2 separate regions of the Homo sapiens genome follow, and region 1 is linked to region 2. The links are chromatin contacts, found by Hi-C or POLR2A ChIA-PET in ENCODE. All regions are on one chromosome and are shown on one strand. Each heading gives the region's core, a stretch centred on a gene start or an enhancer-like site at or near the end of the contact. The rest is flanking DNA. Distances are from core to core; before and after follow the strand shown.

Region 1 (6,413 bases), core at 1,580-4,079, 37 kb after region 2:
TCCATGTTCATTTTCTGAGCTCTGAAGTATACTTTGTCTTACACTAATACAAGGTATAATTGCTGCATTTTTAAAAGTTAATGTTTGCATGGCTTATCTTTGTCCATTTCTTTTATTTTCAACCTGCCTACATCATTATATTTGAAGTAAATTTTATGTAGACAACATGTAGTTGGGTCCTGCTCTTTTTCTTTTTCACTTTGAAAATCTCTCTTAGTTGGTATATTAAACCATTTATCTTTAAGGTGGCTATTGATATGTTGCACTAAATATATCATTTTTTTCCTTTGCTTTTCCTTTTTTTTTTTCCCCCTTGAGACAGAGTCTTGCTCTGTTGCCCAGGCTCCAGTACAGTGGCATGATCTCGGCTCACTGCAACCTCCACTTCCCGGGTTCAAGCGATTCTCCTACCTCAGCCTCCTGAGTAGCTGGGATTACAGGCATGTGCCACCACGCCTGGCTAATTTTTGTATTTTTTTAGTAGAGACGGGGTTTCGCCATGTTGGCCGGGCAGGTCTCGAACTCCTGACCTCAGGTGATCTACCACCTCGGCCTCCCAAAGTGCTGGGTTTACAGGCGTGAGCCACCATGCCTGGCCTCTTTTTCCTTTTTTTTCTTTTTTTGTTTCTGTGTTGGTTTGGTTTTTGGCATATTTTATTTTCTTGCCTTTTTTTTTGGATACCTGTACAATTTTAAGAATTCAGTTTTGGTTTGTCTGTAGTGTTTTTTAAATTTTTAAATTTTATTTTAACAGCAAGCTCTAACATAGTGCTTTTTTAAGTGTATTTCTTGGTATAATTATTTTAGTGGTTACTTTATGTATTAAAATGTATTTATGTAACTTAATCACAATCTGCTGGTTGTCAACATTATAGCAATTTGAGTGATTTGTAGAAATGTTACTTTTATTAGGTCCCTTTATACTCATTATTCTTTTTTTTTTTTTTTTTTTTTGAGACGGAGTCTCGCTCTGTCGCCAGGCTGGAGTGCAGTGGTGCAGTCTCGGCTCACTGCAACCTCCACCTCCCAGATTCAAGCGATTCTCCTGCCTCAGCCTTTCAGTAACTGGGACTACAGGCGCTTGCCACCATGCCTAGCTAATTTTTGTATTTTTAGTAGAAATGGGGTTTCATCACGTTGGCCTGATCTCCTGACCTCGTGATCCACCCGCCTCAACCTCCCAAAGTGCTGGGATTACAGGCGTGAGCCACTGCGCCCGGCCCCATTATTCTTTTAATACAATTGTCTTGAGCATTTACTCTCCATGTGCTGAGCACCATATTGAATGATGTTATAATTTCTGCTTCTGTTGTCAAACCTATTTATTTAAAATCTCTAGTCCTATGTCATAATGTCAGACTTTGTTGAAAGGACAAGAATAGTCTCTTTGCCTGTATTTCTTACCCTTTCCATTGTTCTTCTATCTTGAAGCCTCCTTCTACCATTTTCTTTGCATGTGGAGAACTTCCTGTAGCCATTTTTTTTAGAATAAGTCTACCTGTGACAAATATTCTTTGTTTTCTTTTATCTGAGAATATCTTTATTTCTTAATTCTTGAAGGAAATTTTTGTGTGGTATAGGATTCATGGTTGACAAGTCTTTTCTTTTGGAAAACTTGAAAAACATTGCAGCACTTCCCTGTGGCCTCTGGTTTTAAATGAGAAATCTGCTTCCATTTGAACTGTTCTTCTTCTTTACTAATGTGTCATTTCTCTCTAACTGCTTTTAAAATGTGTGTCTTTAGTTTTCAGAAATGTGATTATGATGTGTCCTAGTGTGGAATTTTTTTATGTTTATCCTGTTGCGTGATTGTTCGGTTTTTCAAGTCTTCAGGTGTATGGCTTCTGCCAAATCTGGGAAATGTTTGGCCTTTATTTCTTCAAATATTTTCATTCCCACTCCCTTCCCCCTTTTTGCAACTCAGAAAAACTGAGTGAGGTCTTTATTTTAATTGTTCCAAATGTCAGGCCTCTATTTTAATTGTTTCAAATGTTAGGTCTCTATTTTACCTGTTCCAAATGTCCTTGAAGCGCTCTTCTTTTAAGTTTTGTGACCTTGATCTGTCTTTGGAGAGGGCTGCAGGGAGTGGAGTGCTGACGACTCTCACTGCTTGCCTTGAGATGGCGCTATCCTGGAAGTGAAAGTATAATGCCAACTAGCATTGCCTTGGACTGCCTCCTTCTGCCTTGCTACTGGCTAGGGGTGGGAGTTTGGCTCTCCTGCTGTGCAAAGGGAAGGAGCATGTAGACTTTTTAAATCAGGTTGCTTAAAAGTGGGCCAAAGGGGAGGTGGGGCTTTTAAACTGGCAACAATCAAATGTCACATATCAAAAATGGAGTCAGAGGCCAGGCACGGTGGCTCACGCCTGTAATCCCAGCACTTTGGGAGGCCGAGCAGGGAGGATTGCCTCAGGCCAGGAGTTCAAGACAAGCGTGGCCAACATAGCGAAACCGTGTCTCTACTAAAAATACAAAAAATTAGCCGGTCATGGTGGCGCATGCCTGTAATTCCAGCTACTCAGGAGGCTGAAGCACAAGAATCGCTTGAACCCTGGAGGCGGAGGTTGCAGAGAGCCAAGAATGTGCCACTGCACTCCAGCCGGGGCAACAGAGTGAGACTCTGTCTAAAAAACAACAACAAAAAAAAAAACCCATAAAACAAAAATGGAATCAGACTGTCATACTTTTGGTTGGCTGAAAAATAGGAAAAAAAACAAACCCAGCCTTATTTATAGATGGATTATCTTGATGTTTGGAGTAAGCTAAAAATAGATTGATACATCACATCCTGCCTTGAGTGGCTGTGATGTGGCCAGGGATGTAGAGAAATCCTCTCCATGGCCTGAAGCTGGACCAGTACAAGTGGGCGTTACCTTTGTGCTGGGAGAAGTGCCCTGAGGTAAAGATACATGTGTGCTTTTGTGGGAAATGGTTTGTCTCGTTGTTCAGAAGTGCTGCAGATCAGTGACAAGTATATATAGAACAAGGGCATGAAATTACTGGAGTGGGCAAAGTGAGTGGATATTTATGTCCCACGTCAGTGCCTATAAAAAGAAACCCACTGCAGAAGAGGGGAGGGGAACCTAGTAGTTAAGGTTAACCAGGCTCAGTCCTCAGCCATCCCAGTCCTTGCACTCTAGGGATATAAAATATAGTCACCAAGGTGTTAGGGGACGGAGGGTTTTTTTTGTTTGTTATTGTTTTTTGTTTGTTTGTTTGTTTTGAGACGGAGTCTCACTCTGTCACCAGGCTGGAGTGCAGTGGCACGATCTCAGCTCACTACAACCTCCACCTCCCGAGTTCAAGCAATTCTCCTGCCTCAGCCTCCTGAGTAGCTGGGATTATAGGCGCTTGCAACCATGCCCAGCTAATTTTTGTATTTTTAGTAGAGACGGGGTTTCACCATGTTGGCCAGGATGGTCTCGATCTCTTGACCTCATGATCCACCCACCTCAGCCTCCCAAAATGCTGGGATTACAGGCGTGAGCCACTGCAGCCAGCCAGGAATGGAGGTTTTAAAAGGGCCCAACAACATGGCATCCTGCTGACCACAACTAAAATAGCTCCGCTCCTTACCTACTATTTACGAAGACCAACACTAAGACAGTATATGGTGTAATCCCTACAAGAGAACAGCCTGCCCCTTGGTGACATGTTTACGTCAGACCTTTTTCCTCCCAGACAGTGCATTGATTCTTATTTAATGGCATTGCTGCTTTTTCTGGATATGACATTAACTTCCCTGCCAACAGAGCCTTTGCTGAAACCATTATAAGGGAGTGTATTGACTTCTTCATATACCAACACTGGCTGGTCATTACCTTAAAGATCCAATCACAATGTAGACACAAATGGATTAGGGTTTGTAGCTAACGCTGTTGATGTCTTGTTCTGTACAACCCATCTTCCTACAAGTCTTATCAAATGACCTCTGGGAGGATGTCAGCCTGCTCACTAATAAAGTTTTTGTTTTGTTTTGTTTTTTGAGACAGAGTCTGGCTCTGTCCCCCAGGCTGTAGGGTAGGAGTGCAGTGGTGTGATCTCGGCTCACTGCAGCCTTCGCCTCCTGGGTTCAAGTGATTCTCATGCCTCAGCCTTCTTAGTAGCTGAGATTACAGGTGTCCACCACCACACCCGGCTAATTTTTGTATTTTTGGTAGAGACAGGGTTTCACCATGTTGGCCAGGCTGGTCTCGAACCCTTGACCTCAATTGATCCACCCTCTTCAGCCTCCCAAAGTGCTGGGATTACAGGTGTGAGCCACTGTGCCTGGCCACTAATAAAGTTTTATTGCGCCCCCTCTTCCGTCTCACTGCCTCATTTTCATTCCTGTGCATCCTGAGTTCATATCTCAGATAAACTCCCTGTACTCCAGTAATCATCTCACAGTTTACTGCCATAGAATATCAAAAGTAAGAAGTTCTGTTTTCACATTCTTTCTATTAATGAACACCCAATTTTCACATTCTTTCCCCTCTCACTTCTGTAGATCGTTACTTCATACTCATTTTCTGAAATGTCTTCCTCTTTTTGCCCCATTCTGTGGGACTCAACCATGCAAAGCTCTAAACCTAGATTGAACATTAGTCCAACGTTTTCTGAGCTGACCCAGGCTGTTTGGAAGTTCTGGGAAAAACCTTAACCCCCATTTCCACCACCCCACAGACCTCTTCCCATCCCTCAGTGAACTAAAATCTCTGGAGGATCCAGTTTCTCAGATGCCCAGTATTTTTCTGGCCTTGCCATTGCCATTTTTGGGGGAAATCACTTATCCACACCAATTAAAGGAATGTCAGATGAAGTTTTCTGTTAGTCTTCCTAAATTGTGGCAGCCAGTGTCTCCCCATGAGTTGCGTGCAAACCCCCACATGGCTCTGTACAACTTTCTCTTTGCAAAATTAATATTTTTAGTATATAAAATGATATGCCAGATGTATGGTTGTCTTTCCTAAATCTATACAGCCATCCCTATGTTTTCACTTACTCTAAAGGAAGTTCAAATTTTGCATTGTTTTCTTGCATGTTTTCTTTATATATCATTCCTTTTTTTTTTTTTTTTGGACAGGTCTAGGGGAATATCTAAGGTGTAGTCTTGAATTATCTCTAAGTTTAAATATTCTTCTATTAATTTTTTTGCCTTTTTTTATTTTTGTGGAGAATGAGGTCTTGTTATGTTGCCCAGGCAGGTCTTGAACTCCTAGGCTCATTCTATCCTCCTGCCTCTGCCCTCCTAAGTGCTAGGATTGCAAGCATGAGCCATCATGTTCAGTCCTATTAATTTTTCTTAAAAAAGATAATGAAGTAAACTTTGCATTCAGTAATCTCCTGTTAAGAATATTTTTGGTGAATTTTGATGAATACATGATTTTGTGATCACAAACCACCATTAAAGCTGTGAAATATTTCCATCACAAGAAAATATTCCTTGATATAGTCAAACTGTCTCCCAAACTCCAGCTATAAGGCCCATTCATTTAGGTTTTTCTCTTTTTGCCTTTTTTAGAATGTGAAGTGAATGGAATCATATAATATGTGGTTTTCAGATATTTTCACTTGGCATATGATTTTGGGATTTATTCATTTTATTTCATATTGTTTCTTATATAGAGTAGTTTATTTTGTGGATATGCTACAATTTGTTCATCTGTTCACCTGTTCGTGAACAATTTTCCAAGTTTTTGGCTGTCGTGAATAGGACGTTCATGAATATTTGCTACAGATATTTGGATGGAAACATTTTAACTTGTCTTTTGTAAATAACTAAGAGTAGAATTGGTATATCATATGGTATGTTTATATTTACCTATATAGGAAGCTGTCAAGTTGTTTTCCAAAATGACTATCATTTTGCATTCTCATCAAAAATGTATGAGAGTCCAGTGCTGCATCTTTGTCATCACTTGGTATTTATTGTCACTTTGAAACATTTTACTAATTTCAGCAGGTGTGTTGCAGTATTTTATTTGGGTTTTAAGTTGCATTGCTAAAATGACTCATGATATTGAATATCTTTTCATGTGTTCATTGTTGATTTGTATATCTTTAGTTATTTGTCCAAATCTTTTTTTTTTTTTTTTTTTTTTGAGACAGAATCTTGCTCTATCTCCCAGGCTAGAGTGCAATGGTGCAATCTTAGCTCACTGAAACCTCTGTCTCCCAAGTTCAACTGATTCTCATGCCTCGGCCTCTTGAGTAGCTCGGATTACAGGCACGCACCACCACGCCCAGCTGGTCCAAATCTTTTTTCAATTTTTAATTGCTTTTTTCTTCTTAACACGAAATTACATAACTTTGCTTTAATTTTCTCCTTTTTAAATGTTCTATATTATAGTCATTTCTCAGTTATATGTTTTGCAAATTGTTTTTTTTTTCAGTCTTTGACTTGCCTTTTAATTTTCTTAGCAGTGTTTTTGG
Region 2 (6,424 bases), core at 1,965-4,464:
AAGGTTATTATTTTTAAGTGAAGACTCCTTTCATTTTGTGGTTTTCAGAATGTTTTGTATATCCTTTGTTCTTTTCTTCATCTCTTATTTTTTATCATTGTATTTTGGTGGTTTTCTGTAGTGATAAGATTTGATTTTTTTTTTCTCTTTTTTCTTTGCCTATCTGCTCTACCAGTGAGTCTTATACTTTTATGTGGTTACATAATGGTGATTATTGTCTTCTTATTTCCCGATATAGCATTCCCTTGATCATTTCTTGAAAGGCTGGTGTAGTGGTGATAAATTCCCTTAATTTTTGCTTGCCTGAGACACACTTTATTTCTACCTAATTTTTCTCTTTCTTTTTTTTTTTTAAGTGGAGTTTCACTCTCTTGCCCATGCTGGAGTGCAGTGGCATGATCTTGGCTCACTGCAGCCTCCACCTCCCAGGTTCAAGCGATTCTCCTGTCTCAGCCTCTGGAGCAGCTGGGATTACAGGCGCATGCCACCATGCCTGGTTAATTTTTGTATTTTTGTAGAGATGGGGTTTCACCATGTTGGCCAGGCTGGTCTTGAACTCCTGACCTCAAGTAATTCGCCTGCCTCAGCATCCTAAAATACTGGGATTATAGGCATGAGCCACTGTGGCTGGCTATTTCTACCTAATTTCTGATGGATTGGTTTGCTGTGCATAGTATTTTTGACCGATATTTTTTCTTTTCTTTCAGAAATTTGGATATATCATCCCATTTTTTCCTGGCCTGTGAGGTTTCTGCTGTTATTCTAATGAAGATTCCCTTATATATGACTTGATGCTTTTCTACTGGTACTTTTGGATTTTTCTCTTTGTCTTTGACTTTTGTCAGTTCAAATATAATGTGCCTTGGAGGTGACCTTTTTGGGGATCTTTGAGCTTCCTGGATCTGAATGTCCATATCTCTCGCAAGACTTGGGAGGTTTTTAGCTATTATTTCATTGTCTTTTTCGTTTTCTTTTATTTTTAATCTTGCTGTGATCTCCTTAGCAGCTATAATTTCATTAAATATGTTTTATTTTTTTAATTTTTTTTTTTTTGAGACAGAGTCTCGCACTGTCGCCCGGGCTGGAGTGCAATGACGCAGTCTTGGCTTACTGCACCCTCCGCCTCCTGGGTTCATGCGATTCTCTGGCCTCAGCCTCCCAAATAGCTGGGATTACAGGTGCACACCACCACACCCAGCTAATTTTTCGTACTTTTAGTAGAGACGGGGTTTCGCCATGTTGGCCAGACTGGTCTTGAACTCCTAACCTCATGATCCACCTGCCTTGGCCTCCCAAAGTGCTGGGATTACAGGCGTGAGCCACCACGCCTGGCCTGTTTTATTTAAAAAGTTGTATTAAATATATATTTTTTTCTTTTTTTCTTTTTTTTTTGAGACGGCATTTTCACCCTTCTTGCCCAGGCTGGAGTGCAACGGTGCAATCTTGGTTCACTGCAACCTCTGCCTCTCAGGTTCAAGTGATTCTCCTGCCTCAGCCTCCCGAGTAGCTGGGATTACAGGCACCCACCACCATGCCTGGCTAATTTTTTGTATTTTTGGTAGAGACGGGGTTTCGCCATGTTGCCCAAGCTGGTCTCAAATTCCTGACCTCAGGTGATCCACCCACCTCAGCCTCCCAAAGTGCTAGGATTACAGGTGTGAGCCACCGCACCCGACCTGTTAAATATATTTTCTATGCCTTTTGTCATCTCTTTGCCTTCTGGAACTCTAAAAATATGAAATTTTTTTCCCTTGATGTTATCTAATAAGTCTGGTAGGCTTTCTTCACTCCTTGTCATTCTTATTTATTCTTCTCTCACTGGTAATTCCAAACAAACTCTTTATCTTTCTTTGCTTGAGTAAGTTTGCTATTGATGCTCTCTATTGTACCTTATATTTTATACATTAAATTCTTCAGCTGCAGGATTCCTGTTTGGTGATTTTAAAATATTTCTTTCTTAAATTTCTCTTTCATGTTATGAATTGTTTTTCTGATTTTATTGAATTATCTTTCTGTATTATCTTGTATCCTATTGAGGGTTTTTTGTTTGTTTGTTTGTTTGTGAGACAGAGTGTCACTCTGTCACCTAGGCTGGAGTGCAGTGGCGTGATCTTGGCTCACAACAATCTTTGCCTTCCAAGTTCAAGTGATTCTCCTGCCTCAGCCTCCCAAGTAGCTGGGACTACAGGTGTGCACCACCACACCCAGTTAATTTTTGTATTTTTAGTAGAGACAGGGTTTCACCATGTTGGCCAGGCGGGTCTTGAACTCCTGACCTCAAGTGACTCGCCCACCTTGGTGTCCTAAAGTGCTGGAATTACAGGTGTGAGTCACTGCACCTGGCCTTGTTGAGTTTTTAAAAGATCATTATTTTGAATTACTTTTTTGGTAATTGGTAGATTTCCTTCTAGCTTGTTAACGGAAAGTTATTGTGTTCCTTTCATGGTGACACATTTCCTTGCCTTTTCATGTTTCTATTGTCCCTGCATTGATGTCTGTGCATCTGGTGAAACAATGGCGTCTTCCCATTTTTCTACAGTCACTTTCATAGAGGCTTTCACCTGCACTTGGTCCTTAGTGTGCTAGTTGAGAAGGGTGTAGTAACTCTGTTTCCAGATAAGTGAAATGGTATAGTCTTTGTTCAGCTTTATCAACAGTATTTAATGTTGGCAGTAACTTTGTTTTCCTCAGTGGCCTAGGTTGTAAAAGTTTGTAGCAGTAATGGCATAGGTTGTTAATGGCAAGGGCTTTTTTGGAGTCCTCCTATTTTCATTTGCCCCACAATGAAGTTACTTAGCCATGAAGATACTTCTTGCTGTCAAGTATGATATGGCCTATAGGCAGGTACAGTGGCTCTGGGTTCCAGGTGCAGGTGCTCAGGGCAGCTGTGGGTCTGGGGTTCTAGGCTCAGCATCTGATGAACCTATTGTGGCACCTGGGTTTTGAGCTATAGATTTGCTCCATGTGGTAGAATTGGAGGTAGGTTTACCACAGAGCCAAGATCTGTAACTCTGATGTACTCCCTAGCAGCTTGGGCCCAAAGGGCCAGGTTGTAGCTTTTTGTTTCTGGGCGGCCAGGCACAGCACAGGCCCAACTCTAGGGAAGAAGTGGTGCTTTGGAGTATTGGGCCAAGGAAACAGAATACAGCTGCAGTTTGGTAACCTGAACCATTCAGGCTCATTGGCAACTTGGGTTTCTGGCATAGCACAGTTTTTGTTTGGGCCTTGGGCAATAGGGAGCAGCCCAGTGATGACTCAGCTCCCCAGGGAGAAAGCTGTCTCAGCAGCCCATACTTCAGGGTGTTAGTCCTGCCCCCTGGCAGCTGGTTATCCAGCTAGCTCCCTAAAGTGAGTACTAGAGTTGTTTGGCCTGTAGTGTGGGGTGTCTCATCTCATGCCCTGCTTTGTTTCCCTGGAATGTGAAGGCCCATGCCAGCTCAGCCCAGTATTGCATAGCTACTCAGTTCAGGCAAGGCACTGCATCCCCAGAGGGTAATGTGCCTCGTCAGCTCAGGTCTAGGGTGTGTGACCTTAGGTTGGCCCAGGCACCATTTTCCTGGGATGCAGGAAGCTGCTTCAGATTAGGTACTGGACTGTGTGTCTGCTTGGGATGGCCAAGACACTGTTACCTGGAAGGCAGGGTGGTAGGTAGGGTGCTGCTTAAACTTAGGCACTGGGGAGGCATGACTGCTCTCGATGGCCAAAGTACTGTTTTCCCAGGAGACAAGGTACTGCTTCAGCTCAGGTACAGAGGGGTGTGACTGCTCTGGATGGTTAATGCACTGTTTTCCCAGGATGCCTGGCATTGCTTCAGCTCTGGCCTAGAGGGGCAGGATGTAGCAGCATCTGGGAGGGGTAGGTGGAGGAGCTTCGCCAAGGCATCCTTTCCTCAGGAGGCAATGTGCAGCTTCAGCTCAGGTCCCTGGAAGCAGGGCAGTTTTGGGAGAAGTAGACTGAGAGGTAGACAGTGAGAGGTGGATGTTGCACATCTGCCAGAGCATTGTTTTCCCAGGAGGGAGTGCACAGCTTCAGCTCTAGTCGAAGGTGACAGGACACAGCCTAGCATAGGGACTTGAGGGGTAGGTGGTGCAGCTCTCCCACTGCATGGCCCTACATGGGAAGGTGGAAAAGCTGCTTGTAGATGTTGGGCCACCAGGTGGGGGTGGATGGTGATGGCTTATCCTCAGGGATGAAGAGGTGCCATGGAACCAGACAGAACTCCAGCCGTTCCAAAATAACAGCACAGTAGCTGTATGGGCCACTGGGGGCAGGACAGTGTCAGCTCCTTCCTCAGGAGCACAGCTGTATGGACTCCAGGCGGGTCCGTCAGCTAAGCTTAGTGCCTGTGAGGGCTGTAGGGGACCCCAGTGGTGAGTACTGTAGGTGTCCAAGGTGGTGATGTACGCTGCTGGTATGCTATTGCTCACTTTTTCCACATACGGAGAAATTCCTTCTGGTTTTCAGCTGATCTTGGCTGGGGGATGGGGTTGTGGAGACCAGGTGTTCCATTCTCTGCTTGGCTATCCTGAGTTTCTGTGCTCACCAGAGTTTTTGTTATTACTTTGACATATTCTGGTGCTTTCCTTTAGTTATTTGCATTAAAATGTATTTGCTTATTTATTTTGGCTCTGTGGGGGTGGGGAGAACAGCATTTACGGACTGCTAATCTGCCTTCTTGCTGAAGTCACTCTCTTGCTACAGATATTTGGTTGGAAACATTTTCGTTTGTATTCTGTAAATAACTAGGAGTAGAATTGCTGTGTCATATGATATGTGTATATTTACCTGTATAGGAAACTGCCAAGTTGTTTTCCAAAATGGCTGTACCATTTTGATTTCTCACCAGTATTTTGTGGGAGCTCCAGTCCTACATCTTTTTGAGCACTTGGTTTTGTTACACTTTAAGTTTTTCAATTTAACAGATGTGTAGAGGTGTCTCATTGTGGATTTAAATTTCATTGCTGAAATGACTACTGGTATTGAGCATTTTTTCATATGTTCATTGTTCATATATCTTTAGTTATCTTTCCAAATCTTTTTTTTTTTTTTCTTGAGACGGAGTTTCGTTCTTGTTGCCCAGGCTGGAGTGCAATGGTGAGATCTCAGCTCACCACAACCTCCGTCTCCCAGGTTCAAGCAGTTCTCCTGCCTCAGCCTCCCAAGTAGCTGGGATTACAGGCCCCCACCACAACGCCCAGCTAATTTTTTTATTTTTTGTAGAGATGGGGTTTCACCATGTTGGCCAGGCTGGTCTTGAACTCCTGACCTCAGGTGATCCGCCCACCTCAGCCTCCCAAAGTGCTGGGATTACAGGCGTGAGCCACTGCACCAGACCCTATCTGTCCAAATCTTTTGTCCCACTTTAAATTGTTTTTTCTTCTTAACATTGAATTTTAAGAATTCATTGTATCTTTTAATATTCTGAATGCTAGTTATTTGTCAGATACATGTTTTGCAAACCATTTATCTGTATTTGGTTTCTTTTTGTTATCTTAGCAGTGTATCCTGAAGAATAGTTTTAAATTTTGATGTAATCCAAAATATTTCGGTTGTTTGTGTTCTTTGTTATCCTATTTTTGTTGTTGTTGTTTTATAGATATGGGGGTCTCACTACGTTGCCCAGGCTGGTCTTGATCTCCTGAACTCAAGTGATCCTCCCACCTCAGCCTCCCATCCTTGTCTACCTAATTAGGCTTTGTGTAACTCAGTGTTGCAAAGCTTTGACATCTGTTTGAGTTAATGTTTATATATGTTGTTACTTAAGGGTTTCACATTAAATTTAAACATACTTATATTTTATAACCAAACAAGTCATGTTGGGGCATACTCATTAGGATTGAGTGCTTTCTTACACCAAAATACATGTATACAAAGATTTAAAACACTTTCGGCCGGGCGCGGTAATCCCAGCACTTTGGGAGGCCGAGGCGGGTGGATCACAAGGCTAGGAGATCAAGACCATCTGGCTAACACGGTGAAACCCTGTCGCTACTAAAAAAATACAAAAAATTAGCCAGACGTGGTGGCAGGCGCCTGTAGTCCCAGCTACTCGGGAGGCTGAGACAGGAGAATGGCATGAACCCGGGAGGCAGAGCTTGCAGTGAGCCGAGATCACCCCACTGCACTCCAGCCTGGGCGACAGAGTGAAGGCTATGTCTCAAGAAAAAAAAAAAAAAACTTTTATAATAACAACTGTAAATAGTTCAATTGACAGTCATTTGTAAGATGTTTAAGTAAACTGTGAAACAGTAAGTAAATGGATGAAAACACACTGATTAAAACTGCTGCTTTTATCCAACAAGATGGATGAATTTCCCAGGAAAGAATACTTGAGTTCAGGCCTGTTCAAGTCCCAACCTGTTTGTGGTTTGAGGTTGCTCTCTGCCTCGTAGAGCAAAGTGGAAAATTTATCTTCTGGGAGGAC

Evidence for each region. A loop is a pair of places that touch in the nucleus more often than their neighbours do. ChIA-PET counts read pairs that join two places held with the same protein, here RNA polymerase II (POLR2A). Pooled maps may share reads with other maps.
Region 1: a map of gastrocnemius medialis shows a loop between it and region 2 (5-fold over the local background). The contact joins two enhancer-like sites. A Hi-C loop is called at or near these places in 1 of 168 maps with a recorded cell type or tissue (gastrocnemius medialis), 1 of 37 single-sample maps with no recorded cell type and 3 of 50 pooled maps. POLR2A ChIA-PET finds 5 or more read pairs at or near these places in 8 of 52 experiments (A549, A673, GM10248 and 5 more).

What each region holds. Positions count from the first base shown.
Region 1 is chr19:57,336,147-57,342,559 of GRCh38, forward strand. No RefSeq gene overlaps it. Among named protein-coding and RNA genes, the nearest start is that of ZNF304, 12 kb to the right of the region's middle. Within about 2 kb of position 2,830, at least 2 of the 41 ENCODE cell types and tissues checked have a DNase peak (open chromatin) inside an H3K27ac peak, as active enhancers do; they include gastrocnemius medialis, where a contact is called at or near this core.
Region 2 is chr19:57,298,882-57,305,305 of GRCh38, forward strand. No RefSeq gene overlaps it. Among named protein-coding and RNA genes, the nearest start is that of ZNF543, 18 kb to the right of the region's middle. RefSeq lists an enhancer at 3,758-4,257. Within about 2 kb of position 3,215, at least 7 of the 41 ENCODE cell types and tissues checked have a DNase peak (open chromatin) inside an H3K27ac peak, as active enhancers do; they include gastrocnemius medialis, where a contact is called at or near this core.